Linked DNA regions of Homo sapiens: region 1 is linked to region 2. A link is an interaction called in ENCODE POLR2A ChIA-PET data of the cell type or tissue named here. Cell type or tissue: Panc1. All regions are shown on one strand. Each heading gives the region's core, and the rest is flanking DNA. Links, peaks and the distances in the headings are about the cores only. Region 1 overlaps PTPRO (protein tyrosine phosphatase receptor type O). Region 2 has its middle 12 kb from the start of EPS8.

What was found. ChIA-PET counts read pairs that join two places held together with the same protein. Peaks named below come from ENCODE experiments on the same cell type or tissue, not always from the same donor. Only the 100,000 strongest peaks of a DNase experiment are listed, where the experiment ranks them.
Region 1: POLR2A ChIA-PET joins it to region 2 with 10 read pairs; 2 of 35 experiments call an interaction of 5 or more read pairs at or near these places.

Annotation. Positions count from the first base shown.
Region 1 is chr12:15,573,995-15,589,881 of GRCh38, reverse strand. It overlaps PTPRO (protein tyrosine phosphatase receptor type O), which reads right to left. Exons shown (of 27, transcript NM_030667.3): 20 at 10,939-11,029; 21 at 9,767-9,843; 22 at 9,051-9,185; 23 at 8,081-8,203; 24 at 2,831-2,985; 25 at 292-427. Among named protein-coding and RNA genes, the nearest start is that of EPS8, 210 kb to the left of the region's middle. In Panc1, for the core only: CTCF peaks have their summits at 5,041, 5,240 (motif pointing right), 8,973 and 9,174 (motif pointing right); no DNase peak of the experiment used is centred there.
Region 2 is chr12:15,793,370-15,809,256 of GRCh38, reverse strand. It overlaps the pseudogene MRPS7P2. Among named protein-coding and RNA genes, the nearest start is that of EPS8, 12 kb to the right of the region's middle. In Panc1, for the core only: no CTCF peak of the experiment used is centred there; no DNase peak of the experiment used is centred there; H3K4me3 peaks cover 927 bases; H3K27ac peaks cover 2,717 bases.

The DNA.
Region 1 (15,887 bases), core at 2,018-10,017, 220 kb after region 2:
TTATCTGCAATTGACTCTGAGTCTGTTCAAAGAGGTTTTACTCTTACGAATCTACCCATGCACTCTGAATTATGATGCCAATAAAAGTATAATCACTATATGTCGAATGGATTTCTGGAGGCTAGTGTCTATTTCTTTTATGCCTCAAAGCAGTTTGAACATATACAATAAGAAAATGGGAAAGAAAGATACAAAGAAGTTTGAGAGAATTGTTTTGAAGCATATCATTGAATAATGGTAAGTTTTTCAGTCCAGGGAAAATTTAAAAATACATATAGATTATGTTCCTACCTCTGTCTGTACCATAGACATCCGGTATGACCTCATTTCTGACACCAGCCCTAAGATGTCAACAAACTCATGATCCCGAATGTGCTGCAAGAGCCTGTCCAGGGCAATGAATGTTCCTGTCCGTCCCACGCCAGCACTGCAAAAGAATGTTCCGATGGCATATTATTCAGATGGTGCTTCTTTTTTTTCTCCCCCCTCTTTTTTTTTTTTTCTTTGAGATGGAGTCTTGCTCTGTTGCCCAGGCTGGAGTGCAATGGCATGATCTCGGCTCACTGCAACCTCTGCCTCTCGGCTTCAAGTGATTCTCCTGCCTCACCCTCCTGAGTAGCTGGGATTACAGGTATGTGCCACCATTCCTGGCTAATTTTTGTATTTTTAGTAGAGATGGAGTTTTGCCATGTTGGCCAGGCTGGTCTTGAACTTCTGACCTCAGGTGATCTTCCCACCTCGGCCTCCTGAAGTGCTGGGATTAGAGGCGTGAGCCACCTCGGCCAGCCCAGATGGTGCTACTTTACTGTTGAAATAAAACTGATGATTTCTAAAAAACTACAAATAGTACCCTTGTGGAAAAACGCAGACTAAGCTCCTGACAATATTTTCCACTTAACTGATTTTTAAGTATGGAGTTGTGGTTGGTGTTCCTTCTAATGTCACATTTCTGACTATCATGGCTACGTTCCTGAGAGACATTTGCACTGCATTGGCCACACCCTTTATCGGGGTCTCTGCTTCTGCAGAAAAGTAGGGATTCCATGTTGAGTACTCTCGGGAACTGATTTCTGAATTCAGAGAGCTGATACACATAAACAATACCCTGTCTTTTGAACAGCATCAGAGTTAAGCCCTCAGATCAGCTCAAAACTCCAGTTGAGATGTCCATACCCTAACTCTAGGTCTGGGACCACAGAGATTTGTGTATCTTCAACCCTAAGTTCAGTTCACCACCCCAGACCTGCCTTACAGCATGCCTGCCATTTTAGTGGGTCCTGGGCCTGCTTCCATCTCACAGGGACCTTTGAGATAGTTGCCTTAAAATCAAATGAAAAATTTGGACCCAGTCTCAGCCAGTCCCCCAATCCCAATGCTCGGGGCACAGATGGAAGTGGACTGACATGCGCTGACCAACTGCCCATCACAGTCCCTAGTTCTATGTGTTGAAGTCAGCCCTTTTTTCCCTCTAATCCTCAATAAAGAGTCAAATGGCTCTTAGCTTTGAATCACTGTGAAATGATGGGAAAAGAGAAAGTTCAAGCAAATTTATATGGAAAGTTTGCTAGAAAAATCCCACTCTATAAACCTTGAGTTTAAGGGTTGCTTTTTCTACTAGACAACTCTTCCCTCCCAGGATTTCTCAGATAAAATGATCTGCCATTGGGTGAGCACCTGTAAAGTCATATCCAGAACTGCACTTACTATCTTCCATGAAAGGAATCTGTGAGTTTGACCCCAGAGTTGAAGAGCTTCATTTTCTGTTCTTGAAAAGAACCATTTTGAGAACAGATAATCTTACCTGCTAAAGCACATCTTTTAACCTGTGAATGCCTACAGTGGATTGACAGCAACAATATCTGCCCTAAACAGAAACTTAGTAGCTTATGAAGCATTTTCCTTTCCAGGGAGACACACACTCCACACAAACACACATGAATGCACACATATACTTCCTCATTCTAGTCATTCTAATTCACAAGGGCCAAGGCAGTAGGTCTGGGATTGTAGATTTATTTGCTTAGGTTGGCATGGCTGCCAATGCTTCCCTTCACATCTTCATCCCACTGCCACCTCTCACTTGCCATTGGAGCACGTTTATGTCCCCTGTTCTTTTGAGGTTGCATAAGGATTTTACAGCAATATTGTATCACAGAGATAGATTTTGATGGAGCTCTGTTCATACAGTAGGAAGAACAAATTAAATTTAATGATAACTTTTCCTGTTGGGAATTAGTGTGGACCTTGATTTTTTTATATCCTATATCCTTTTTCATTCTACTGTCTGACAATTTAAGAGACAATCCCGAAGAGGAATCATAGCAAATATGTTTATCTTCCTAAGCTGAATATTTTCATTTTTCTTTTCCTTTTCTAGTTTTTATGCCTATTTATATTATGTCAAGCTGTGATCAGCTTTCTATAATTTGACCTTGTATTTGTCCATGTTGTAACTACCCAGAATCCTTGATGGAGTAGGATAATATCACATATTAAGGGCATGATCTTTGCAGATTGGCATGCCTGGATTTGAATACTAACTCCTCCATGTTCTAGTTGCATGAACTTGTGTGAATCCCTTAACATCTCTACCCTTCTCTATTTTTTTCATTTAAAAATTGGAATAATAACATCTATTTTATAGGGTATAGATACAGGAAAGCCAGAATAAACATTGTATATAGTGAGACATCAATTAATCATAGTTTAAAAAACATCAGAGTTTATTTAATTTTCAACTAAACCTGATAAGGGCTTATGGAATGGTGAGCTGTTCCCCTTACAAAACCAACTCCTAATATTTAATAGAAAATGCAGTTGATGAGGTTACCTGCAGTGAATGATCATGGGACCTTTGCTCTTGGTAGCTTGCTGTCGGACCATGTGTACAAACTGCAGGATACTTTCTGCAGCATTTGCTGTGGGCACACCATGATCAGGCCATGCAGTGTAGTTAAAATGCATCACATCCTGCATCTCGTCAGCCTTTAGAGAAAAAAGCCAAAAACAAGCATTAATTTTTCAGTTCACTGTTAGGATGACCCAGGACTCTGCTAGTTAAGCATGCAAAAAGGTAGAGCCACGTTCCACTCCTGGTCAGTACACTTTCCTTTCCAGCTTTGAGCACCATATCTGGCATAAAATAGGTATTGAAAAAAAAAACCACGCTAATTGTATAAAGCTTCAAATAGTAGGATAAGTAGGCTAATCTGTACCTGTGGACAACACTTAAGCAGATTAGGGTTTGCATCCTGGCTCTGTCATTTAGAAGCTGCATCAGTTTTGGCTAATGAATTAAACACTGTAGAAAGTGCTGTTGGTGCCCTTTAGATACACTTTGCCAGCCTGGGACACACTTTTCCCAGTTGCTGCTAACAGCACAGCAGTACCTATCTCTTGATAGTTGCCTTCCACTGCACAGAGCTGCCTCGATAGAAAATGCCTAAGAGGTTGCGTTCTCCTGCTGAGGGAAGCCCACAGCTAATGACTGACTAATTGTGGGGTACAAAAATCCAGCCTTTTTCAGAGTGAGACAGTACCATGGTGCTGTTCATGCCCCCAGCACTCTCTGTGGGATCCAGCACAGGTGAGATTTTCAGCTGAATGCTCTGTAGGGCTTCTTCTCTGTCAATCTGCTTCCCTTGCTCCCTTATGGGCTTTCCCTAAGAATGCACTTTCACAAAATCACTTATATGAGAATCCTTGTCTTGGGCTTTGATACTAGAGGACTTGACTCACTGAGCTTCAGTTTTCTCATATCTAAAAATGGCCTAATGATACTTATAACAAGAGTTGTTGTGTGAATTAAGTGTAATCATGTGTGTGATATTACTACTTACTAGTACCTCATTACCATCACTCACCGTCATCCAGCTCCGTGCAATTGTATGGTTGATTCTGGGAGTCCCCAGTAAGTGAGTATAACTTGTATATTTTCCTATTCCTATTAACCCATACATCAAATATATTGTTGTTCTCTCTGAACTGAGTACATATTAACTAGAATGTATATCTTTCCAGATCAACTCTTTTTAGTCCCAACTAACTTGTAAGAGTTACATATTCTCCACTTGTTATCAGCCATCAGAAATATCCCAAACCCAGGCTTCATAAAGGTCTGATTCATCCCTCAGTTCTCAAACTTGTGAAGAGCCTAGAATTCACTCAGAGGCTGGAATACTATATCATAACTGGGAAGGAGGGAAGCTTGGCCTCGCTGTCAGTTTTGAGCTAAAATTTAAGTTCAGGTATTGAAAGAGAAATGAATTTCAAAGAGTCAGTGGTCTTGGACAGAAAATAAACGTATAAAGACAATTCATAAATAAAATGTATAAATAAATATGTAAGATTTGTTTAAATATACATAAGTTATCACCTCCCCTACACCCATTGTACCCTTGGCACCTAATATATCCCCAGCAGCATGCAGTGCCTCCCCTACTATGTTCAAGGGCTCTGGCTTAGACACACAGAACATGAAGTCTACAAAGACGCTGGCTACCCTCACTGCTCTCTTCAGGAAGTATGTTGAGAAACTATCTTGGGCATAAAGAATTGTGCAGAATAATTTACTTATTCAACATCATGAGGATTTAAGAATACTCAGCCACCAGATAACTTTGGTTGCCAGGAAAGTTCAGGAAAATGCTTGCCCTGTTTAAATGCTGATCATAATTTGTATAACATGTGTACATTGTAGCCAATATATATATTCCAGTACGGTTGAAGTGAAAATGTATTCAGTTAAAAAGTGCAAGGTGATTTAAAATCAGGAAATCATTAAATTGTAGTTAGTTTCTCCGCAGCTACACGGCAGGGGTCCTGGAACTGGGGTCAGCCCTGTGAGCTGAATAGCAGGGCACAAAGTCCCTGGCAACAAACACGTTTTTGATGATCTTTAGTCTCCAGCTCTCACTCAGTTGATGCCAAATTTCAAGTAGTAGAAAGTGACAAGTTGTGTGTTATGGTCATTTCTCTCCTTTCTTGTTAAAGGAGAAAACTCTTCTGGTTTTATCTTACTTAGCTATTCCTAAATTTCTCTTACCTTGAGTTCCTTATTTATGTAATTTTATCTTTTTATAATTGGAAAGTTTCCACATATCAATATGGAATGGATAAAGAAGGGTATAAACAAAAAATGAAACAAATTGAAAAATATATTAATTAGCATAGCACAATGTTCTTTGGGCAACTTAGCCTTCATTGTAGCTTAACATTTAGATTCATTATGCTTATGGCCAAAAGGGGGCACTCTGGTACCAGACGCTTGTAACAAGTAAATTCCTTACAAACAAACACTACTGTTCAATGTTTTATTCCTATTTTTCAAGTCCTTCACATGATTGTCATTGAAAGATAGGTCATCACTTAAGACCAAGGACAAGAAGCATAGTACTGACCAAGCAATAATCTATGTGACTCTTCTTTGTCAACAGAATAGGCAATGGAACAGACCCTATTTTGTGCTCTGAAATTTTTTCTACTACGTGCAAACCTAGGGACAGATTTGTACTGTATTTGGTTATCAGTTTGCACTGGCTTTTCAATTGAAATATCTAAGAACAAAAAACAGAGTTCAAATGGCATTTGGATTGACAAATATTTTCTCTGACGGAAAGTCTATTGATGCTTTACAAGTGCCTTATTATTTTTGAAATAACTCATTCATTCACTGATTTATTCATTCCACAGGGATACAGCACTTGCTTCTGAAACTCACAGTATACTGGGGAGGCAGACACAAGAAGCGAGAATTGTAACTATCTATGGTGTGCTGTGATAAAGCAGCTTACTTAAGACTCTGCCCCAGAGAAGGAATGGGCTAACGGTGTCCAAGCCCAGAGAAGACGCCACAAAGGGGGTGACACTTAAGCTGAAACTCTGCATTTGAGTAAAAACGTGCTTAACAAGGAAGCAATGTGAATTTTAAATGACCGAAACAACACGAAACACAGCCTGTTAGAGTCATACGGGGATTTGCCTGAATTCTCCTGGTCATAAAAGACATTGTTAACTGCCAGTTAACAAGTGGCAATTAACAATGGCTAAGAAGTGATTTATCTCCTGTAGAGATCAATCAGTAGGTAGTATCAAGTTCTAACGTTGTATTGATACGGGCAATCTTTGTTTCCATTGCCTATTTTAAGGGTCAGCAAACATTTTCTGCAAAGAGACAGTTAGTAAATATTTTAGTTTTTGCAGATCATATAGTTTTGGTTGCAGCTACTCAAGCTTGATGTAGCACAAAAGCAGTCATAGACAATTCGTCAACAATGCAGGCTGTGTTCTAATAAAATGTTATATATGGACATTGAAATTTGAATTTCACATAATTTACATATAGCATTTCACATAAAATACTATTTTTCTTGTTGATTTTTTTTGTGTGTGTGTGTGTGTGTGGAGATAGAGTCTTGCTCTTGTTGCCCAGGCTGAAGTGTAGTGGCACAATCTTGGCTCACTGCAACCTCCACCTACGGGGCTCAAGTGATTCCCCCACCTCAGCCTCTTGAGTAGCTGGGACTACAGGTGTGTACCACTACACCAGCTAATTTTTGAATTTTTAGTCAGATGGGATCTCCCTGTGTTGCTCAGGCAATCTTGAAATCCTGGGCTTAAGTGATCTGCTCGCCTCAGCCTCTCAAAGTGCTGGGATTACAGGCATGAACCACCATACTCAGTTGTCTTTTTTCAACCATTAAAAAATGTAAAAACCATTCTTAGCTCATGGGCTTTATCCAAAAGGCAGTGGGTAAATTTGGTCCACAGGCTACAGTTTGCTATTTCCTTAACTATTAGAAAGGATTGTTTCTAAGCAGGGAAGAACATCTCAGTGAGAACTTTCCTATTCAATTTTGTCTTCATAGACAGCATGTTCAAGTGGAGAAGACTATTAATAGTAAAAACTGTATATTCTATAGGCTGAGGTCAATGGCATGACTTCAATTGATGTTAACACCTAAGCCTGTCACAGAAATATTCAGCGTTTGCTCAGAGACTTGTCAGCAGAAAGGTGTCAGGCCTTGTGAGAAAAACAGACATTTTTTTTGGATGTGTTATCCATCAGAAATCAATAGCCCTTCAAGAGAGATAGGGAATTATGATAATAAGACCTAGAAGTACCTTACAAATAATGAAAACCAAACCAGAACAAAACAAGAAAAAAAACAAAACAAAACCCAAACTACTAAATCAGGGTTTAATTATTTAATTTAAAACATAAGTGTGCCTTATATACCCCAATTATACTCATATATGATTAATATAAGTAATGAGAACACTTCTGTCCTCAATGATGCCTCATAAACAATGATTAATAGTGTCTTCTATGATCTTGAGCTAATTCGAGATGAACTAGTGCAGACTTTTTACTGCGTCTTCTCAGCCTCTCCAGACCAACCATATCATCCACACCATCACTGATGAAATGGGAAACAATGACACTGAGAATGGATTTTTCCTCTTGAAGGAAGCAGCAATGCAAAGCTCAAAGTGCTCATTGGGTTGGTCTCCCAGCACTTCCCTGGTGGTGGTGGTGTAGGTGTCTGTTGGGAACAGGCCCCCAAATCTGGCCATAAACTGGCCCCAAAACTGGCCATAAACAAAATCTCTGCAGCCCTGTGACATGCTCGTGATGGCCTTGATGCCCATGCTGAAGGTTGTCGGTTTACCGCAATGAGGGCAAGGAACACCTGGCCCTCCCAGGGCGGAAAACCGCTTAAGGCATTCTTAAACCACAAACAATAGCATGAGCAACCTATGCCTTAAGGACACGTTCATGCTGCAGATAACTAGCCAGACCCATCCCTTTATTTCCCATAAGGAATACTTTTAGTTAATCTATAATCTATAGAAACAATGCTTATCACTGGCTTGCTGTCAATAAATATGTGGGTAAATCTCTGTTCGAGGCTCTCAGCTCTTAAAGCTGTGAGACCCCTGATTTCCCACTCCACACTCGATATTTTTGTGTGTGTGTCTGTAATTCCTCTAGCGCCGCTGGGTTAGGGTCTCCCCGACCAAACTGGTCTCAGCAGGTGTCAGCATAGGGACAGCACCTGCTCTCTGCCTGGTGACTTACATAGTTGATCCGGAAGTGTCTACAGGCCCAGTCGTCCTGCTCTTCCTCTGAAATCATCTCCACAGTGATGTCTCCATAGGCTATAGGTTCTTCCGTGAATGGCCAGTAATGGTCACATTTCACCTGGAGCAAGGACAAAACAATTTTTTAAAACAAACAGGCTAGGAAAGGAATTAAGTGTGCTCACTTAGGGAAAACAAAGGTATTCGCCTCTAAAGAATTAGATAGGACCGTGGTGAAGATGAAACATAAAGCAAACCATTTCTGCTACGTAGTGTGAATTCTTATCACATGACTTGGGTCATTCTTATCATATCTAACTAAAACAGAGTTGAGGGGTCAGGGGACAAAGCACTCAGAATGCCCCAGCTACTCGGGAGGCTGAGGCAGGAGAATCGCTTGAACCTGGGAGGCAGAGGTTTGCAGTGAGCTGAGATCGTGCCACTGCACCCCAGCCTGGGCAACAGAACGAGACTCCGTCTCAAAAAAAAAAAAAAAAAAAAGAAAGCACTCAGAACGCATAACATTGTTCCAGGAATGTAATTCTCTGTAAGCCCCGGTTGCTGAAACTGCCTTTAGTAACTTGAAACCAGTGGTATCTAACAGCAACTGAAACAGCCTGTTGGGACTCTGAGACTAGTTTTACCCACCACCATGCATTCACCAATCAGAGCTTGCCAGCTCCCCAAAACTTTACTAGTGCTAATGAACTTTCCTGCAAAACAATATGCAATATTTCTCCTTTTTAGAAGACTTCCAACCTTCTCTTTTTTCCTTTAGACATTGCAAAGACCACCGGGTCTGTGTGTTTACCCCCAAATTCTAATTCTTGCTTCCCGAATACAATGTTTTAAATTTAGCGATTTGTCTCTATGTTTTATTTGACTTTGAAAACAGCAAGCATTTCATCAACGGCAGTGGCTAGGGCAGGTTTTGCTGCTAAGTGGGAGCAGTTTCAGTAAGTACGTACCCTCCTTTTCTCATTACACTGAGTGAGCATGACAATAATCTGAGACTTTTGTTGCAGGACCATCTTCCAGAAGTCATTTCTGGTTTCAGGCAGTGGCCCCTGGGTGGCAATATACTCCTGGGGTGAGTTGTATCCCTGAAAGATAAGTGACAAAATTATCACCTAACCAGACACTGTCAACACCAAATGCTGCTTCACGCCTATGGGAAAAAAACTGAAAACTTACTGGTGATAAAATTGGCAAAGGATCACACACCTATGTAATGTTTTCTCCTGTTTTAATCAAAGAGGCTATCAGAATAACTGACCATAATTAGTCTGTGTGATTGTAAGCATTGTTATCCAGAAGGCTGTAAAAATCACATCCACACCTTTTTATGACAATAATAACTGTCTTTATATTTTAAAAGTGCAGGTGCTAGGGTGGAACCCTTTGAATTTGGTTGCTGAATGTGAAATTTAAACATAAGAGAGGTGATCTTTAACCTTTCTACTTTCCCTTTCACTGGACCTTTATAAAGAAATAGAAACATTAGTAATCTATGGACTTTTTCTTTCTATTCTTTATTATGAAACGGAGTAATGCAAACTTTTTAGAATTCAATTGCTGGGTTGGGAAAGGCTCTCTTTTGAACTGTTTGACACATCCATATAGCCCTGCTAGTCTTTCTCTGGCTGGTTAGCTTTGGGATGCCTGATTTTTTTTTTCTACTTACAGGAATATAGTTGGCATTGATGTAGTCTGCACCTTCCTCTTCATTCATGGAGACTAATCTCACACGGCTGAAGTCATCTGTAGAGAATAAGGAGAAAAAAATATTAAAATTCAAGATGGAAGGAAAAATTATTTTGGCCCTTTCTATCCAATATTAAGTTAAATCAGTCAGTGACAGAGTAGGCAGATAATAATTTTTAGCCTGATATTTTAGCTATTCTTCAACTTTGGTTTGTTGTTTAAATAAATAAGTGAATATCTTCCAACCACTATTTTTTTTTCACTACCAGCTCTCCTGTCCTTGAAAGAATTGTTTCCAGGATTGTTTAGGTGTTGTTCAGAGTATTTCAGGAACTACAATATCTGTGAGATTGATTGGACAGCTATAGTATATAGCCTAAGCACACGATTTTCATTTCACCTAGAGATATCCAGAGAGTTCACTACTTTAAGGAGACCTAGAGAACAGAAGATGCATGGGTTTCTTTTGTAGGTGGACATTAAATTAAAGAAGTAATTTCTGAACTGTGTACAGATGTGAAGTGTTATTATGATAATATATCTAATTTCATCAAGAAACCATATCAAGAAGAGACTTCTCTTTCTAGAGCTTTTTCAGCCTTTCTCTTCTCACTTTTCCATTCATGCCTAGCTCCACAGCGTGTAGCAGAGAGAAAAGTGAAATCTAAACTGGAATGTATTTTAATTGTTTTGTAAGTGCTTTATATTACCTTTTTTTCCTTGAATGCTGCTTTTTATTACAAAATGCTAAGCAACTATATAACTTGTCAGAAGTTAGAGAAGGCATTTTAATATACTGCATCGCCTTCCCATTTGCCTCTTTCCATTACCAATGAATTGGCTGAAAATATTTTATGAGAGTACAAATGATCCAATCCCCAATTTGACTGTGGCTCTTTAATCTCTAAAGGGCCAAATGATCAGTCTTTTTGTTCAGATGCAATTCATTTAAAAGCACAATAATTAAATCTTCCTCCATATGCTAAGATCTAAAGACATCAAAGGAGAGTGAGATCAATGCAATCTCAGACGTGGCCTTGAGATCCGGACCACAAGTGGGTATGGCCAGAGATTGGTGAAATTGATTAATCTGCAATGACAGTCCTTCAACCCTTAAGACATGAGTGTTATTGGCACAATTGACGATCTTACATGGTAGGATGTTTGTGTAACGGTTTTTACATCGATTCAGTGGAAGATCTGCAGCAAAGTGTGGGATATCCAGTCCAATCAATTTCAACTCCTGTAAAGGACAGAGAATGGATTTGAGAGTTCCATACGTGGTGTGAATTGGATTATTGTTCAACTGGTTTATTGCTCACAAGCCCTTTGCTATATGACATTGCAGTAGCTCCCTTTAGAGGTGGAAGGTACTCCACCCCACTATCATCAACTTGCTTTGGCCAATGATCTTAGATAGAAATCAAGTCCACTCAGAAGCTTTCAATGCACTTGCTTGTTTGGTTTGCCCTCTTGTGTGCCTGCCATCTACCCTGAAAAAGACATGCCCAGGGAAGCTGCTAGTCCGAGAATGAGGAGGCACATAGGGCAGACCTGACTCTGACCCACAGCCTGAAGCAGAACTGCCCCAGCTGTTCCACAGACCCATGAGTGAGAAAAGTAAATGTTATTGTAGAGATTTTGAGGTTGTTTCTTATACAGCATTATTGTGGTAATAGCTATCTAATACAACACATAAATACCTTGGATAACTTAGTGGTCATTTGGAGAAGTAAGAACTATATGTATAACACTCAGGGTATGAAATATTTGAAAATAAAAATGCATTTCAGATTTTTGGAGGAATAGAGTAACTTAAGTTTATGCAATTTGTATAAATATTTCCTATTCTCTGAAGAAATCTAGGCTTTTTTTTTCTTGTAGGCAATGAGCCTTAGAGAAAGTAGTAAAAAATAGTGAGGAATGAGTAGGGAACAATCTCCATGTTACAAAGTATGGGATTAACAGTCACTAAATATCTGGTAATGAAACCTCAAACATAAAGATGGATCTGTAGTTGTTGGGGAAAATCCTTCAGTGAGAATAAGAACATCCAAATGTCTGCCTGCGTATATTGGTACTCTTATAAACCTCATTTCAGAAGGTGAACTGATGGGAAATTTTTATATAAATAACTGTCACACTTCAAAAAGGGTATGTTATGGGGAAAGGGGGATTTCTAAGTTGCTATGCCATGTGTCTTACAGGAAACGGGGATTACGGTCAGGCCACCTGTATTTCTTGGAGGCATCATTCACATTGTGGTCTATATGAACGGTGTTCACTGGAGTTGTACAATGTGCAACCAATGCAGTGGATCTAGTTATATTCCTATACAAATGTTAGAGGAATGTTAGTAAACAGTGTACATAACTGTGTATAAGTGGGATTACCCACATAGTGTGCATCTTTCTATAAGACTACTAAGCGAGGCAAAAATCACTTGTTATAAATTTTATTTACATTTATAGAATGTTAATATTGAGCACAAGTTTTACTCTTCATAATTCCTCCCAATTATTACTTCAAGGAATCAAAGCTGGAGGAATACTTCCCTAGGAGAAGAATTTCGGAGGGTCTTTTAACACTGTTGAAGAGAATTGGAGCCACTTGACCACGTTCTAGGATTGAATAGGGATATCTGTTTCATGCCCTTTGTGTCTTTATTCAAGTGCTCTTTGCAAAGCACATGCTTTATTAATCAAGTTATTGGGTCTTCTGATGCTTTTAACTAGAAGATCCTTGGTGGCAAATTACCTTGCGCTTAATGGCATTGGGTTGCCTGACTGTAGCCAACATGGATGAACCAACAAAAATTGCCCAGATTTCTCTCTTCCTTTGATTCCTCATCTCTTTTGGCTTTTCAAGATGACAATATCTGAAGTTCTTTGGACTAAGTTGATGTCAGTTTTATATACAAACTATGTTACATTTGATTTTCAACTCACAAAATTGGTTTTTTCCATCTCAGGCACTTACTTGCCAAATATATTTAGGCAGATGCTTCCCATTGTTATTTTATAACTGAGTGTTCCATTTTAAAGGGTATTCAAAGGTTGACTCTATTTTTCTTGTAAGAAGCAACTTATTTTTAGTAAATTTCAACTAAATCAGTGTGATGTTTAGGTTAGTTCCTTTTGGTAGTTATAAGTTTATTTAAATGATGCTTCCATTGCTTAAATTATTTCAGAAATCTACCTCCTTTAGAAAATGCCTGCATAGATATTTTTTCAAAATATCTCACATATTCTGACATGCCACTTATAAACTGTATGTTCTTGGAAGGGTAGTTAAACTCTTTTAAACTTTGCTTTAATTACCTGTAAGATAAGGCTAGTAATTTCTCCACACCTTCCTTTTTTATAGTGATTATCAAATGGAATAATTTAACTCAACAAATACTAATACAGCACTATTGATGATCATTGTAAAATACTTTTGTGATGATTCTTTGTTTTGCTTTGCCTGGCTCCATAATTTCTTCCTCCTCTGCCATTTATGCCAGCAGACCAACAACTCTTCCCCCAATTCTCTTGCTTTGGGGACAGACTGATAAGCCATGGGAAAAGGCCTCAGATACAAAAGGAATGGTGGAAACAGATTGAGGCTGAGCGTTTGAGCACATGTGGAAGCTGACTAACTGACAGAACTTTAATTGTGGAAGCTGACTAACTGACAGAACTTTAATTGTGTGTTGCCTTCCTGCTGTAAATACTCTAAGTTGATAAGAGAGGTTTAATTGGCTGAACACTGTAAGTGGAAGTTGCCAAAGTTGAATTGCAGCAAAGTGGGAACTGCATGTAAACACAGTATGCTTTGAAGCCTTTGTAATTTAGCCTGTCACTAAGTGGAAAATAAAATATTAAGTTTCCAGTTCAGCAGCTTTGAAGTTATTTTCTTTCCAACCATATGGAAATTCCACTGGCTTAAATCTTTATGAAGACAAACTATGGAGTGATGGACCTGAAACCCACATAAATCATTTCTGAATTTTCTTTTGTCAGTTTTGTTTCTAAATATAATTTATCACCCTTTTCTTCTAGGCTATACAGTCATCTGTAGTGGGTTGAATGGTGATCCCCAAAAAGATACGTCTACCTCCTAACCCCCAGAACCTGTGAGTGTGATCTAATTTGGAGAAAGTGTCTTTGCAGTTGTAATTAAGTTAGAGAACATGAGATGAGATCATCCTGGAGAAGAGGAAAAGGCATGTAAAGATGGAGACAGATCAGAGTTATGCAGCTGCAAGCCAAGGAATTGCTGTGGCCAACAGAAGCTGAAAGAGGCAAAGAAAAATTCTTCCCTAGAGTCTTCAGGGGGAGTGTGGCCCTGCTGACACCTTGATTTTGGAATTCTGGCTCTGCAATTGTGAGAATAAGTTTCTGTTGTTTTAAACCACGACAATTGTGGTAATTTGTTATGGCAGCCATAGGAACTAATACGGTCACCCAAACCCAGTAGCAGGCTACGTTTTGTTGGCTGTGTTTGAAGCATACAGGTCTTGGAAAGCAAAGCACAAGCATATACATTACATTAGTTGGCTTGGGCTGCCATAACAAAACACCATAGAGTGATAGTTTAAACAGTAGAGATTTATGTCTCACAGTTCTGGAGGCTGGGAAGTCCAAGATCAAGATGGCAACAAGGTAGATTTCATTCTTAGGCATCTTATCTTGGCTGATCCTGAGACAGTCAGGTGGGAGGGGGTCCTTGGAGAAATTCCAACTAGCCTGCTCACAGAGGTGGAGCCTCGGGAAGTTCACCATGTTTGCAGTGGGGAAGGAACCTGGCCTCTCCTCTTCCTGTGTGGAACCTGAGATTCAAGCTGCCAGTGGGAAGTGCTCTAGCAGGGACTCCAGCCTAGTGAGAGTCCCTGTTTCTCCCTTTTCTTCCTTTTCACCGAATAAAACCCTGTTTTACTCACCCTCCAAATTGCCTGTGAACCTAAATTTTCATGGCTGTGGGATGGACAAGGACCTCATCTTTAGCTGAACTAAGGAAAAGTCCTGCAACAATCCTACCACGAAGTCCTCACCCTCATGAGCTTATCTAATCCTAATTACTTAGCAAGGGCTCCATCTCCAAATACCATTGCATTGGGGGTTAGGGATTAAACATAGGAATTTTGGGGGGCCACAGATATTCAGCCCATAACCTGCAATATCATCTTCTGAGGAGAGCACAATCTGCATTCTGGTCTTAGGGTTTGTAACAATGTCAGCAGGTGAGAGTTTGCTTTCGGTGTTTGCTTTGGGATAGGGTGGACATTATGTCTTGAAACCCAAGCATAACTATTACTGTTTCTGAATCGCATGATTACAAAAAATCCAACAAGTCATTTTCCAGTAAACACATTATTTTAGTTGTGAGTGACAAAAACATAGCTCAAACTAGTTTAGACTAAAGGAAAGGGGGTTTATTCAAACAATACTAAGATTACTAGATTACGTGTCCATAAGGGGTGGAAAAAGTGAGGAGAAAGAAAGTGCCAGTGGTGTTGACAGAAGAGGTTCCATCTATAGCAAGTAAAAGCTACTACCAGAAATCAAAGGTCACCTCTTGTGAACTGCATGGCCAGTTCTGTAGTTTTGTTTTGATCTTTGCAGCCACATGTCTGAACAGAGATGGTGAGGGCCTTTACTAGTATCCTGATCAAACACTAAGCACAGACATTAATAGCAGAATGAGCAATATGTGATATGTCTTCTGGGCTCTCACATTTCAGCTATAAAGTCTGGTTCTTCAAAATCTTTCCCATGTGAAATGTAAAAAATGAGGAACCTATTTTAATCCCTGGGTCCCAAGACTTTTAAAGGAACGGTGTATATTTTTATCAGAAGGATAATCAATCTTTCTAGCAGATTTAAAATCAGATTCAGAGTAAAAAAGAAATTTATTCAGTAAACACAAATTAGTAACTCATATAGCTTCATGTATGACTTATGGCTGTATTGGTAGTATCTATAAATCCAGACATTAGTTTCAATCTGCAAAATGCTTATAAATGATGTGATTTCTCAATGTGAATGTGATATTTCAATGTCAGTATCAAAATGAATACAAATACTAGGCATTAATATAAACAGAACAAGTACAAGTTC
Region 2 (15,887 bases), core at 4,317-12,316:
TGTATTGTGAAAGAAACATGGCTTTTTTTTTATAACCGCCTGCACTTACTTTTTTTTCTTTGTGTGGAAAGAGGGGCAGAGAACAGAAAGGAAAAGGCAATGGAGAAAAAGAATATGAACCCAAGATAACCTTGACTCTTTCTTTCCTAACCTTAGACAGGAAAGCAGAAACATGTCATTAGGCCAAATCTAAAGACAATAAAAACTTTAGATTTCTCTTTAGGCCAAGAAATGTCACAGACCAGCTTGGGAAAACATTAAAAGCTCATGAATTAAAACGATATTAGAATAAATAGGTCTTTGGGTTTCTATTTAAATACCTCATTAAAAGTGTAGTAAATGATTTTTTCCAACTAATTTTATCAAGTAAAATCTTCCATCTGGCTTCACTGAGAAAGAATTTCAAAGTTGTGGAATAGTAGACTCAAAGCTGGAAGGAATCTGTCTTTTTATCCAACCCCCTCGTTTTCCTTGAGCAAATTCTACAGTGTAATGTAAACAGAATCTATCGAGCCCACATGCTCCAGACTTGCTCATTAAAAACACAAAACAGCTTCTGTCACTCCTATGTTCCCTTCCAGCTACTAGTCTATCCTCTCTTCCTAGCTAAGCTCCTTGCAACAGCAGTTTACCTTTGCTCTCTCCACTTCTTCACCTTCCTTTCAGCTTCCCAGGCCACAAAGCTGCCACTCCATTGAAATTGCCCACACTTAAATTCCCTCAGAAAGCACACTCTCCCATCTGTGCAAATAAATGTTGGCTTTGAAGCAGGACAGTTGGGTTTCAATCTTGCCTCTCTCATTGATTTCCTGTGTCACCTTAGGCAACTTCACCTCTCTGTGCCTCATTTTCTCATCTGTAAAGTGGGGATAATAATAATCCTTACTTTACAGGGTCTTCATAAGAATTGACTAAATTAAGCTATGTAACCTGGTCAAAACGGTGTCTGGCATGTTACTAAAATACATTTCGGACTGGGTGTGGTGGCTCACACCTGTAATCCCAGCACTTTGAGATGCTGAGGCAAGAGGATCTCTTGAGCCCAAGAGTTTGAGCTTGCAGTGAACTATCATCCTGCCACTGCACTCCAGCCTGGGTGACAGAGGAAGAGCCTGTCTCAAAAAATAAATAAAAAAGGCTGGGCACAGTGGCTTATGCCTGTAATCCCAGCACTTTGGGAGGCCGAGGCGGGTGGATCACCTGAGGTCAGGAGTTCGAGACCAGCCTGGACAACATGGAGAAAACCCGTCTCTACTAAAAATACAAAATATTAGCCAGGCATGGTGGTGCATGCCTGTAATTCTGGCTACTCAGGAGGCTGAGGCAGGAGAATGGCTTGAATCCAGGAGGCGGAAGTTGTGGTGAGCTGAGATCACGCCATTGTACTCCAGCCTGGGCAACAAGAACAAAACTCTGTCTCAAACAAACAAACAAACAAAAAATTAAAACAAACAAAAATAAATAAAATGAAATAAATTGTATTTTGAATACTTAGCTTTCACTATGTTTCTTGCTACATTTGTAGTTTTACTGTTAACCAGTTCACTCCTTCCAAGCTCCCTTCCATCCCTCCCTCTTCCCTGCTTTACTTGGTTCAGTTTTCCTATGTATTTGAGTCTCTCCTGTGGGCCAGGGCACTGGGACTAGTGAGCTAGACAGCACACTGCATGTTTTCATGGGGCTTGAACCCACAGTTTTCATCTCATCACCCTAGTAGCTGCTGCTTCTCAGTTTTCTGTGGAGGCTCCTTTTCTTCTTTCTGCCTCTTGATTTCTTAAATGGTCCTTACATTTTGTCTTCTTATTCCAGTAGAACATTCTGAAGATGAAGACATCCATGCTATACCAAATCTGTCTTCTGTCTTGACTATACTCGTAGGCCTACACTTTACGCTACATATTCGTTGTCTTCACCTGTTAAAAAGGCACTTCAATCCCAAGATCTCCAACATGGAATGGATTACCTCCCCACTGTAGTCCCCTTGCCTGGTTTTACTCAGTAGCCGATGGCACTGCCACCCATCTGGACACCCATATCAGAATCCTCTTTCCTCTTTGACTCCTCCACATCAATCATATGACAATCTGGCTTGCTTCTCAGATGTAATCTCTCTTCTCTACTCTCATGTTTTTAGTTCAGGCCTTCATTATTTTTCTATTTCTTCATGGTTCAATCTTGGTAGGTATTATATGTCCAGGAATTTATTCATTTCTTTTAGGTTTTGCAACTTGTTGGCAAATAGTTGCTCATAATCATCTCTAATTCTTTGCATTTCTGTGGTCTTAGTTGTTATGTCTCCTTGTTTATTTCTGATTTTATTTATTTGGTCTTCTCTCTTTTTTTCTTTTTCTTTTTTCTTTTCTTTTTTGAGACTGAGTCTTGCTCTGTCGCCAGGCTGGAGTGCAGTGGCATGATCTTGGCTCCCTGCAACCTCTGCCTCCCAGGTTCAAGCAATTCCCCTGCCTCAGCCTCCTGAGCAGCTGGGACTACAGGTACGCTCCAACATGCCCAGCTAATTTTTTGTATTTTTTGTAAAGATGGGGTTTCACCGTGTTGGCCAGGATGGTCTCGATCTCCAGACCTTGTGATTTGCCTGCCTTGGCCTCCCAAAGTGCTGGGATTACAGGTGTGAGCTACCGCGCCTTGCCCTTTTTTCTTAGTCTAGACAAAAGTTTGTTGATTTTGTTTATCTTTTCAAAACATCATCTTTCTGTTTTATTGATTTTCTGTATTTTTTTGGTCTCAATTTCATTTATTTCTGCTCTGACCTTTATATTTCTTTCCTTCTACTAATTTTGGTTTGGTTTGTTCTTGCTTTTCTAGTTCCTTGAGGTGTATATTTAGATTGTTTATTTGAAGTCTTTCTACATTTTTGATATAGGCATTTATTGCAATAAATTTCCCTTTTACTGCTGCTTTTGCTGTATCCTATAGATTTTGGTATGTTGTATTTCCATTTTCATTTCTTTCAAGAAACTTTTAAATTTCCCCCTTAATTTCTTCACTGACCCACTGGTCATTCAGGAGAATGTTGTTTGATTTTCACGTGTCTGTGTATTCCCTGAGGTTTCTCTTTTTATTGATTTCTAGTTTTATTTCATTGTGGTCAGAAAAGATACTTGATATGATTTCTACTTGTTTGAATTAGTTGAAACTTGTTTTCTGGCATGAGATATGGTCTATTCTGGAGAATGTTCCATGTGCTGATGAAAAGTATGTGTATTCTGCAGCAGTTGGATGAAATGCTCTGTAAATATCAATTAGGCCTATTTGGTCTTGGGTGTAGTTTAACTCTGTTGATTTTCTGTGTGAATAATCCATCCATTACTGAGAATGGAGAGTAAAATCCCTTACTTTTATTGTATTGCAGTCTATATCTCCTTTTTCATCTATTAATGTTTGCTTTATATACTTGGGAGCTCTGGCGTTGGGTGCACTGATATATAAGTGTTATAAAATTGTTATATCCTCTTGCTGAAATGACCCCTTTATTTGTTTTTTGTTCCTGGAACACCAATAATTCCTGGATTTGGTCTGTTGAGGTAATTTTCTGTATCCTGTGGGTGATCTTTGTTCCTTTTCACTATGTTTTCTTCTTAATTCTTTGACTGTGTACTTTCACATAGCCTGTCTTTAATGAGGGAGGTCTGAAAAAGGATATCCTATTAATATGGAAAGGATTGTTAGGGGTTTGTGCCTAGGGGGACCAACCTGTGGAATGTACCTCCTGCTGCATGGTGCTGCTGATTGGACACTCTGATTTGGTGTTTCCTTTTTTTTTTTTTTTTTTTGAGACAAAGTCTCACTCTGTTGCCCAGGCTGGAGTGCAGTGGTGCAATCTTGGCTCACTGCAAGCTCCGCCTCCTGGGTTCACGCCATTCTCCTGCCTCAGCCTCCTGAGTAGCTAGGACTACAGGCACATGCCACCACGCCCCGCTAATTTTTTTTTTTTTTTTTGTATTTTTAGTAGAGATGGGGTTTCGCCACGTTAGCCAGGATGGTCTTGATCTCCTGACCTCGTGATCCGCCTGCCTCGGCCTCCCAAAGTGCTGGGATTACAGGCATGAGCCACTGCACCCAGCCTTGGCATTTTCTTTTGCCAAGTTACAGAGCAGAGTGTCCAGGGCTGGGGATGGTAGTTCCACTTCCCTTCCTTGTGTCTGGCAGCCCTCAGGGATATTTCTACCTACAGCACCTGGTATGCTTCCTGTGGTTTGAGGCAGGGACAGGTTTCCAGCTAGGGAACCCAAGATGATAGAGAAGCTTGTTGCCCACCTTTATCTCACTTTTCCCGTGTAGAAACCATGAGTAAGGGAAGTTTTCCACACTTTTGGTGCCAGGAAGGAGGAAGCATGTGCTGGATATGGAAGTCTGATTTTCTTACTCTCTGCTCAAAGTTGTTTCACTTTTCTGTGGTCTCGGGAACTATCTCCTCCTCATATTTGAGTTCTGTATATTGCTAGTGATAATCTCAGCACTATATATTTGTTTTTGTTTTTCTGTGGGGTTGTTGAGGGGAAGGGGCTAAGGCCATTTTGGAGCCTGATTTTTCTCTTTATAGAAGACTAGCCTTTGAGATTTCTCTACTTCCTACCTTCCATTCCATCAATCTATCCTACACACTTTCTTTTTTCCCCCTCCAGACAGTTTTAGTGAATGGTAGTACTGTACCACAAGGTATACCAGTTCAGTGTGAGAATTTTCTAATAAATCTTTTCTAATACCTAAAACCGCTTCCTTTTATATCATCCAAATGTCCAAAATCTTTTCTAATACCTAAAACCGCTTCCTTTTATATCATCCAAAGGTCCATCCCAAGCTGAGCGAAGAGAAGCCTGGGTCCTAAGTTTCTTGGACGACGTTTCCAAGACAATGTGCTCTCTCTTTACAAGGAGAGGGGGACAGAGGGAGAGCAAATTTTAGCCTCAAAGAAAGAAGGATTACCAGGCAATAAATATGCTGCTCCATCCTTCTCATGAGGCCTGCCGGCCCTTAAAAAGGAACTACATCCTTAACCCACAGCTATTTTTTGAAGTGGCAGTGGCTCACAGTATTTCTTGCAGTGGAGGGCCCTGAGCTCCTTCTGGAATCTCTACCGCCAGCAGTAGTGGGCCAGGGCATGGTTGGCCTTGACCATCTTGTGCATGTCATGCTTCCTCTTGATCACGGGGCCCTGGTTGCAAAAAGCCTCCAGCAGCCCATGCGACAGCTTCTCTGGCTGGCATCAGCATCCCCTGGTGCCACTTAGTGATCATCCACTTTATGGCCAGGAAGTGGTGATATTGGTAGGGTGAGGATCCAGGGATCCAGGAGAAATGGCCTCCCTTGAGGATGGGTATCAGCCCAATCACAGGCTCATAGTTTTTCACTGCCTAGTTGAAGACGGTGTAGGGCAGGAGTTCCCAACCCCCAGGCCATGGACCCGTGGTAAGGTTCATGGCCTGTTAGAAACCAGGCCACACAGCAGGAGGTGAGTGGCGAGCAAGCAAGGTGAGAAAGCCAGCATTACCGTCTGAGCTTCACCTCCTGTCAGATCAGCAGCAACTTTAGATTCTCATAGAAGCACGAACCCTATTGTAAACTGCACATTCGGGGATCTAGGTTGCATACTCCTTATGAGAATCCAGTGCCTGATGAAATCATCAATCCCTTCCACCCCTCTCCCATCAACCCCCTCTCCCCTGTCGGTGGGAACCAGTTTCTGGTGCCAAAACGGTTGGGGACCTCTGGTATAGGGGTTGTGTTCAATGGTTGCCTGTTCCCCTGCAGAAGCATCATGGTACTTCTCATAGCTTCCAGAACCTGAGTCATGAAGGATCTGGCTAGTACTTTGTTTTCTCCCTTCATCATCATGTTGGTGAATTTACTGATTGTGGGGTCTTCAAACACAGAGCTCGTTGTCATTGTTGGAGCAGCTTTGATGAGCTGAGTCTCCTTGAGTTCCTGATCATTCTTCTCCTCCTCAGTTACTTCAGCCACTGGCTTGCCATAATGTTCCTTGTCAATCAAGGGATCTCTGAATTCAGGACCCTAGCAGCTCCACCTCACCTGAGTTAGCCCTAGAAGCTGCAAGACAGTCTGCCGCAAATCCAGCACAGGCCTGCCCCCTTACACGCTTTCTTTTTCTTTTTTTGAGACCAAGTCTCACTCTGTCACCCAGGCTGGAATGCAGTGATGCGATCTTGGCTCACTGCAAGCTCCGCCTCCTGGCTTCCTGCCATTCTCCTGCCTCAGCCTCCCGAGTAGCTGGGACTACAGGCACCTGCCACCACGCCTGGCTAATTTCTTGTATTTTTAGTAGAGACAGGGTTTCACCATGTTAGCCAGGATGATCTTGATCTCCTGACCTCATGATCCTCCTGCCTCGGCCTCCCAAAGTGCTGGGATTACAGGTGTGAGCCACCATGCCCAGCCCCCTTACACACTTTCTAAAGCACAACTCTGTTTATTAATTCAACCATTTATTCACTCATTCACTCATTTATTTAATAACATGGAATATAAACACACTGTGTGCCAGGAACAGATTATTTTATTTCCCTCTTTAAGTTCCTTTAACAGTGCCTTGACTCCTTGTTATTTGTGTCTATGTACATTCTGTGTTCCTGCCTCCACCTCCTGCCCATTCCCTTGATAAACTGCTACATGTTCTTCATAACTCAGCTCAAATTTCTCCTTATTCATTCATTAAACTCTGCCCAGCACTGGGGATATATAGCAATAAACAAAACTGACAGATATCCCTGCTCTCACAGAATTTACATGAGGGAAACAGACAATAAATAATTGAACGAGATCTTCAGATTGTGATAGGTGCTGTGATAAAAAAGCAATGTAATGCAATAGGGAGAGAGAGAGTGAGTGAGTGTGTGTGTGTGTGTGTGTGTGTATGGGTTTAGGCAGGGTAGGAGTATAGTTTAAATAGGGTGGTTCGTCAGAGAAATCTTTTCTGATGAGGTAGCACTTGAGCTGAGAACTGAATGAAGTGAGTGAGCCATGTAGCAATCTGGAAGAAGAGTGCTCTAGGGCAAGGGAAGAGCAAGTGCTAAGGCGCTGTGGCGAATGCATGTCAGAGCGCTGGAGGAGCAGCATGGAAGTTGGAAGCCATTCAGTGAAAGGAAGCACAGCAAGTCTCTGTGATGTCACTGCTGGTTTTGCACAGCAGCGTCAGGCACTCATTTCCCTGTGCTCAGGTAGCACCTGGTATTAAATTGTACTGGTATGACATGGTATATGGTTGTCATTATTTGTTTATGCTTGTCTAATTGCTAACAACACTGCATGCCCTGAAGGGTGGGGACCATTTTGTACTTTTTTTTTTTTTGTATCCCCAGGGCCCATCCCTGTGCTTGGCAGGTACTTGGACCTTTGCTAAATGGGTGAGTCAGAGGCCCTCAAGATGCTTTCTTATGCTTGAGTCACCTGATTGGGTTTCTTTGTTCTTACTTCTCCTGGTACTCTTCTGGAGTAGGGCTTTCATTACCTCTCTCTCTTAACACTTGATACTGATGTTCGACCAGCTTTGGCTACTTCCCTCAGGGAACCTTGAGTCTTGGACATTCCTGTGTTGATTTCTATTTGTGACCCTCTACTCCTCCTCAGATTTTTTTTTCTTTCTTTTTTTTTTTTTTTTTTTGAGACGGAGTCTCCCACTGTCTCCCAGGCTGGAGTGCAGTGGCACGATCTCGGCTCACTGCAAGCTCCGCCTCCCGGGTTCACGACGTTCTCCTGCCTCAGCCTCCCGAGTAGCTGGGACTACAGGCGCCCACCACCACGCCCAGCTAATTTTTTGTATTTTTTTAGTAGAGACGGGGTTTCACCGTGTTAGCCAGGATGGTCTCCATCTCCTGACCTCGTGATCCGCCCGCCTCGGCCTCCCAAAGTGCTGGGGTTACAGGCATGAGCCACTGCGCCCGGCCTCCTCAGATTTCTTATGTGTTGCAGGGATAAGTATGGCCTGTGTGGGCATTGCCGCTGAAGGGCTCTACATGTTGGAGCTGTGGAAAGGCTCACACTGACAGCAGTAATAAAGGAAGATAAATGCAGAAGGCAGGGGCAGAATATGGAAGGACTTGCAAGTTGAGCGATAATAAAAATATTGGCAATTGACTGTTATTGTTTACAAAAGTCATGCTGAGATTCTACTTTTAATATTTTACAAATACTTCACTATTTATCGTCATAATCTTTTTTGTGCTAGAGTGAATAAGTTTTAAACTTTAGCTTATTTTTCGATGACCAAAATGTCATATATATATATTATAATAATATGGTTTTATAAGATGTCAGATCCTGAAAATAGATGACATCTATAAAATGAGACAATGTATCTCTCTCTTTTTTTCTCAGAGTGGGGAGTGTTGGGTTTTTTTTAAAGATAAGTATCTCAAAAATTGCAAATACAGGTGCGAATCACTAGCAAACAAAAAAGCCTCTAAATGGTTGAAATAGCTTTTATCATGAATATGAGCAAAGTTTATATACCTTATTATAAAACAACTTTTGGCCTTCTGATGTAAAACCTACTTACTCTAATTTCATACATAATTATAATGTTAGTATCTATTTCATTAAGTCACAGCAGATTAAAAGTGATAAATTAACAGGACAGGAAAGGTGGTAGAGGAAATCACAGCAACAAAACAGACGGGAGGATGCCAGATTGCATAGAGGCAGGAAGACTTAGAGAAGCAGACCTCGAGTCCTCAAAATGATAGCCATGACCTCTACATCCAAGACAAAACAACTCAGGCACCCTTTTAGTCACTGTTACATAAGTGCGCAGTGACTTATCTGCAGTATCAAAACAAAAGATTCATTTTTTTTTTAAGTTTGTTTGGTTGGGTTGTTTGTTTTCAAATTCCATTTGGTAGCAAAGCCTGACTTGTCTTGTACTTGTTTGGCAGCAAATCTTATCTGAACTGATGTGAGGCAACTTAGGAAGTTCATTCTAATTTGTGGGAATATGTTTTGCTGCAGAAATAATGTGTTAATTACAGACCTTATTTGGGGTGGGACGAATATATGGTATAAGTACCATGTTCCCTTTACAAAATTAAAAACATCTGGTTGCAAGGGTTTTGATTAAAGGGTCGTGTACCTCTGTAGTACAGTCATGAATGCCCAGAATGATGAGTGTGGTTAATAAGATCAGAAATGCATCCTTTGGCCAGGTGCAGTGGCTCACGCCTGTAATCCTAGCACTTTGGGAGGCCGAGGTGAGCAGATCTCTTGAGGTCAGGAGTTCGAGACCAGCCTGGCCACTATGGCAAAAACCCGTCTCTGCTAAAAATACAAAAATTAGCCGTGTGTGGTGGCACATGCTTGAAATCCCAGTTACTTGGGAGGCTGCGGCAGGAGAATCGCTTGAGCCCAGGAAGCGGAGGTTGTAGTGAGCCAAGATTGTGCCACTGCACTCCAGCCTGGGTGGCAGTGTGAGACTCTGTCTCAAAGAAAGAAAGAAAGAGAGAGAGAGAAAGAGAGAAAGAAGGAAAGAAAGAAAGAAAGAAAGAAAGAAAGAAAGAAAGAAAGAAAGAGAGAGAGAGAGAGAAAGAAAGAAAGAAAGAAAAGAAAGAAAGGGAAGGAGGGAAGGAAGGAAGAAAGGAAGGAAGGATGAAGGAAGGAAAGAAGAGAGGAAGGAAAGAAATGCATCCTTCATACAATAAAGTGAAGAAAATACTTTGAAAGCTTTGCATTTAAAAAGTGTTCATTAAAGTGGTACGAAACTTAATGTTTTTGGAAAGCCAACAAGTGTTTATAGCACACTTTAGAGATTCTCTCTTTCTTTCTCTGTGTGTGTGTTGGGGGTTGTGGATGTGTTTCTGAGTCCTTTAAGATGAAGTTACATTTAAAATCTGTGGGATATATTTGCTCTTGCCTTGCCCAAACTGGGATTTCTTAGCAACCAATGAATTTTTGATTAAAAAAACCAAAGCAAAAACGAAACTGGGATTTCTGTGCTGTGATCAGGAAAATGATCTTTAAGGTTGTTGGAATTACCTTGAGCACAAGTGATCTCGGTGAGATAGGTATTGATAAATGTGCATTTGCATTTTAAAACTTTCCAAATTCGTAATAGGAGTTTTCTTTCGTTTTATTTTCCCTGCTGAGGATTCTGCTGTTAAGGAAGAAGAAAGTTTGGGTGCCAACTAAAGGAAACAGTGTCTGTGTTTGCAATGCCAATGAGCTTACCCAGGGGGAATTGTTAAATAGCCTAAGGATTATTCTAGCTCAGCAATCCTAAAGATACAAAAATGCAACTTTGGACATTAGGGATGGGAGTTTTAAAAATCTGCCCGAGTTCTAGCAGGAGTAAAGAATTGAGAAACATGAAAAATCCACAATGAATAATAAAATATTACTAAGTTAAATTTTCTCTGCCACAAAATAATACTTTTTTGTAGTATTAAAAATGGCTTAAAATTCAATTATAGAAATAAATTAACTGAAATAGTGAAAGTGACTCCTATTACACTGTCACCCCTCTCCCATAAAATACTGGTAGAATGTTGGCTTATATTTATTTGTTATTCTTTTTTATATAAGTTAATTCATACTACATAATGTATTGCAACATGCTGTCTCCCCCCACCTTAATAAATATATATCTTGCTGTCTATCCTAGCTAGTAGTTAATGTCACCACCTCATTCTTTTCAATTGTATAGTAGAATTCCACTTTAAAGCTCTACTATAATTTTAAACAGATAGTTTTTTGAAGATTCCCCCCCCCCACAGTTATTTTATTTTCTTCCCTTTTCATTCTCATCTGCTTTTCTTTTTCTTTCTTTTTTTTTTTTTTTTTGCTTAGGCACAAGTAGGAAAATAAAAAGCCTAGATCTGATTAGAAAAAGCTGTAAATAGTGAGATAAGTGCTGCTCATAAATGGCAAATTTCCAGTTCTGCAGAACAAACAGCACCATTCTCTCAAAAAGATAAAACAAATGTCTCTTTTGCATTTTAAGGAACATTCAGCTGTTACTAGTAAATGGATCAATAACTCTCAAATTCAAAAATTAAATTTCTGTTAGTTATACAGAACATTAAAATTGCTGGAGGAAATCAACCTTTTCATAAAAACCATAAAAACAAACTTTCACATTTAAAATTGGAAACAGAATACCTGTGCTCTTGTTCAGAAAGGAGTTTTTTTTTTTGTTTTAAATCTACAGAGCTCATCAGTCATTCAAAGGTCAGAGATAATAGGGAATGAGACATTCTGATGACCTGAGTCCAGGTAAATAAGAGAATATGACTGGAGCACTTTCACCACAAATTAGAGCAACAATTCCATTGTCCTTCTTCCGTCATTCTGTCTCATCTCTTTTAGCCTTTCCCTAGCCATGGCTGTCTCCCTGCATTAAGGTCCTCCCTACCGTATGCAATTCCACAATTTTTCTCCCAGGAGGGACAAGAATAGTAATTAAGATGAGCACCGATGATTCACCTTACAATACTATTGCAACTTATCTGTGTTAGCTTCCTCATTTCATTCCTTTCCTGCCTTTCAGAGGTAACTACTATTCTGAATTTTGTGATAAACATTCCTTTGTTTACAAACAAATTTTTAACAAATGTCTGCTGCTCCTAAATAATAAATCATTTAGTTATGCTTTTCTGAGCTCTCTAAAAAGGATATCTTATCATGCATAATCTTCTATGACTTTTTTCACTCAACTCTAAGTTTCTAAGAGTAATCTATACTGCGGAACATAGTGGTTGCTTCCTCATGTTCACCGCTATAGAATATTTTGTTAACAGAATATACTAGAATTTATTTCTCTTTCTTGCAGTTTTACATATTTATAAATTTTATTATTATGATTTCTTCTTCTATTCATACATTATTGGGAAGTCTGTTTTTTTTTTTTTTTTTTTTTTTTTTTTTTAGATGGAGTCTCGCTCTATCACCCAGGCTGGAGTGCAGTGGTGGGATTTCAGCTCATTGCAACCTCCTCCTCCTGGGTTCAAGTGATTCTCCTGCCTCAGCCCCCGAGTAGCTGGGATTACAGGCATGTGCCACCACACCCGGGTAATTTTTTTTGTATTTTTAGTAGAGACGGGGTTTCACCATGTTGGTCAGGCTGGTCTTGAACTCTTGACCTCGTGATCTGCCCGCCGTGGCCTCCCAAAGTTCTGGGATTACAGGCATGAGCCAGCATGCCGGGCGGGGAGTCTGTTTTTAAATCCCATTTAAATTAATCTTTAGAAATTAAAAAGTACAATTAATTAAAATTTCATTTTAAACTTAAATGTTTTAAAAATTAGTCGGCTATTGATTTCTAACTGTACTGCCTTACAAACAGATGAGTCAAGATCAGAGGTCAGTGAATCACCACCCTATGGGCCACACTTGGCCTGTCACCTGTTTTTCTACAGCTGGCAAACTAAGAATGGTTGGTACATTTTAAATGGTCAAACAACACAAAAGAAGGATAATATTTTGAGGTCTGTAAAGATTACATAAAATTCAAATTTAGTGGGTCTTACATTAATTGGAACATAGTTAAGGTCATTTGCTTATGTATTGTCTATGGCTGCTATTGAGTTACACAGTGGCAGAGTTGTGTAGTTGCAATAGAGACCACTGACCTCCAAAACCTTAGCTTTTGTTATCAGGTCCTTTACATAAAAAGATTTTTAACCCCTTTTCTAGATGATGCAAATTCTCAGAAATGTATTAAGGTATGCTGGTTAATTTTTACAAATATTTCTTATGGGTTTGTTGAGTATGTGTATTCTCTAATTGCTATATGCCACATATGTATTATATATATGATATATACATATATCGATAGATATAGGTCTCTATATAAGTAATCTATATATATATTGAGAGATAGAGATAGATATAGAGAGATATCAATAACTTAACAGTGGTTGAATGGGTGTTGAAATAGCTACACTATGATAATGAGTTTTTCAATTTCCTCTTGTAGATTTTATCATTATGTGATGACCTTTTCTAGCCACAATAATGCTTTTTTATCTTGAAGCTCATTGCGTGTGATGTCAACATAGCTATACCAGCTTTAATTATTATATAATTGATATATCTTAAGCTTTCCACGTTCTTATGTTTGTAAATAACATATAGCTATATCTTTAAAAACTGCCTTGACTCTGTCTTTTAACTAGAAAGTTTAGTCCATTTATATTGTGATTATTTACATGCTTGAATGTTTTTCTCCTCAGTCTTTACCTTCTATCTATGTGTCTCCTTTCCTTCTACATTTCTTTTTTCTTGCTTTTTTGTGGCTTACAGAGGAAGATTGATTGTTAATATTTGTTTACCTCTTATTCTTTCTCCCTTCCTCTACTGGTTTGGAATTTCTACATCACATTTCCGTTCTTTTAGAGTCTTTAAGATATTGTAGAGCATAATGGTCAAAACCACGTTCTCTGCTTGAATTCAAATCCTAGCTTCATCACATACTAACTCTATGATTTATTATCTTTGTGTGTGTGTGTGTTTACCTGTAAAATTGAGGTTGTGAAGTACCATATGGATCATTTCTGTTAAAATCTTATTGTGAATATTTTTCTTAAGGACACTTAAAATTAATATATTAAACTCCTCAGAACAATACAAAAACCTTAGAATGATTTAACTCTAATTATCCTCCTTCTGATTTGTAAGTTATTCTCTAGCATTTAAACTGTGTCTTTTAAGCCTCACAATTTCATATTATTTATTAATATTATTTTGTACAGACCAGGCCTCTTTATATTAACCCAAATGTTAATCAGCTTCTTTGTTCACCATTTTTTCTTGTATTCCAGTATTTCCTACTGGGTCACTTTCCTTCATCTGAAAGTGTACTTCAGAAGTTCATCTAGTGAAGGCAGTGAAAAGAATAGTTTTTAATCTAAAAATGTCTTAATTACATTTTTGTTCTCAAAATATAATGTTTCTGGACACTAAATTATAGGTTGACAGCTATTTTCATTCAACATTTTGAAGATATTCCACTCTCTTCTGGCTGCCATATTGCTGTTGAAAATTATTCAGTCTACTTGTTTTTCTTTTGTAAATAATATTCCCCCCTTCGATGCTTTTAAGATTGCCTTTCCCCTGGTGTTTTGAAATTTCACTGTAGTTTATATTGGTTTGCTTTTTTTCATGCATCTTATGTGATACATGTATATGTACTGCCTCTATTTCATTTTCTTTTCAGGTATCCTACTTGATACATGTATATAGCCAGGACTTCCTCTTTTTGTAGATTCATGTCCTATGTTAATCTGGGAACAGTGTTAGCTATTGTGTCTTCTCTTGTCTTTACTCCATTCTTTGTGGTCTCTCATTCTGGGATTCTAATTAGAGATGAGTAATATCTTAACATTCTCTATATTCCATATCTCTTAATGTTTATTATTTTCTGTCTTTTTTCACCTTCTGTGGTGCATTCTGCATAATTTCTTCATATGTAGCTTACATTATTCTTTTCAACTATGTTTAATCTACTCTTTAACTCATTTATGGGGTTTTATATTTTAGCAGTTATATTTTTCTTTTCCAAAAGTTCTAGTGGGTTCTTTTCACGTATGCCTAGTCATCTTAGATATTTATTTATGATTTTAATTTTTATTTCTTTATACAGCCAGATAATAGCTAATTAGTTTTTTTGCCTCATAAATCGAATTATATTTGTTTATTCTGCTAACACTCATGTCAGCAGAATTTTCTTATATGGCTTGAGATCTTTGATTATGAATTCCTATTTGGTTGATGTTTATTTGTGGGAAATTCTGGGACACTAACTTGAGGTTATTTTTCTCCAAAGAGGATTTCTGTCTATCTCTCTTGGGAACTTGTGGGCCCAAGGACCTGAAACCGTACTGACTTCCTTCCAGCAGAGTCAGCTAACATGGGATTTAAAAGATTAGCTTCTTCACCTTGTAGCCGGTTTAAGTCTTATTTAAAAGATTACTGCCTACCCCACCTGCTTCAGCAATTTTGTTTTGTTTTGTTTTCATTTTGGACCCTGAGAGATTCCCTTTACTGTCTCAGAGTCCTACAATGCATATCAAAGTATATTTTATGCGGGATCCAGGTGATGTGTAGCTGGAGAACTTTTCAAATAATCTAATTTACCTTTCTGTGTGAAGCTTAAAAAAAATACATGCCAACTCTCTACATGCATATAAGTATAGTGTATAAGATGGGGAGTTCTTTGCCTGAAGGAGCTCCCAATGTCCTCTACATTTTGTTTGGTTTCCTCTTTTTTCTTAGAGTTTCATTACCTTTTCCATGTGTTTCATTTGGTCTCTTTCCCCTTTTTCCTTCTTTCAAAGGTCTCTCTTGATTTACCCTCTTACCTCAGCTACACTATTGGATTCAACTACATTATTATTTCAAATTATAATTATTAGTTGAGTCCAAAAGTATTTGTTGAATGAATGACCATTTCACACTCATTAAATTCTTCAAAAGACTCAAGTTCTTTTCAGATGCTTTTTACTCAAGTAACACTGGTTGGATTTTCTTCCCTTTGTGGAAAACTAATTCTTGATTATTAAAAAAGATGGAAAAGCAAAAGATTTCATCCATGGGTAAGCAAAGTTGTATATTCATTTATTTATTTTTAACTAATATAGTTTATTTTTGGTGAAAATAGAGGTTATATTTGGAAAAAATTTCCATGTTAAGAATACTTCCTATCATGCTTCAAAATTTCCATACATTTCTAATTACATATTACAAAAGAAATTAGGGCATTTTGACATTTGAAGGCTAAAGCAAATTGAGTTTGTTAATCCAAATGGGTGTAAAGAAACATAACTAACAAGAAATATAAACATCAGTTACAAAGTAAGAAGCAAGCCCAAGCACCTCCTAAAGTGAGAACAAATATAATAATCCAAGCAATTTGGTTTGTTCTTTCA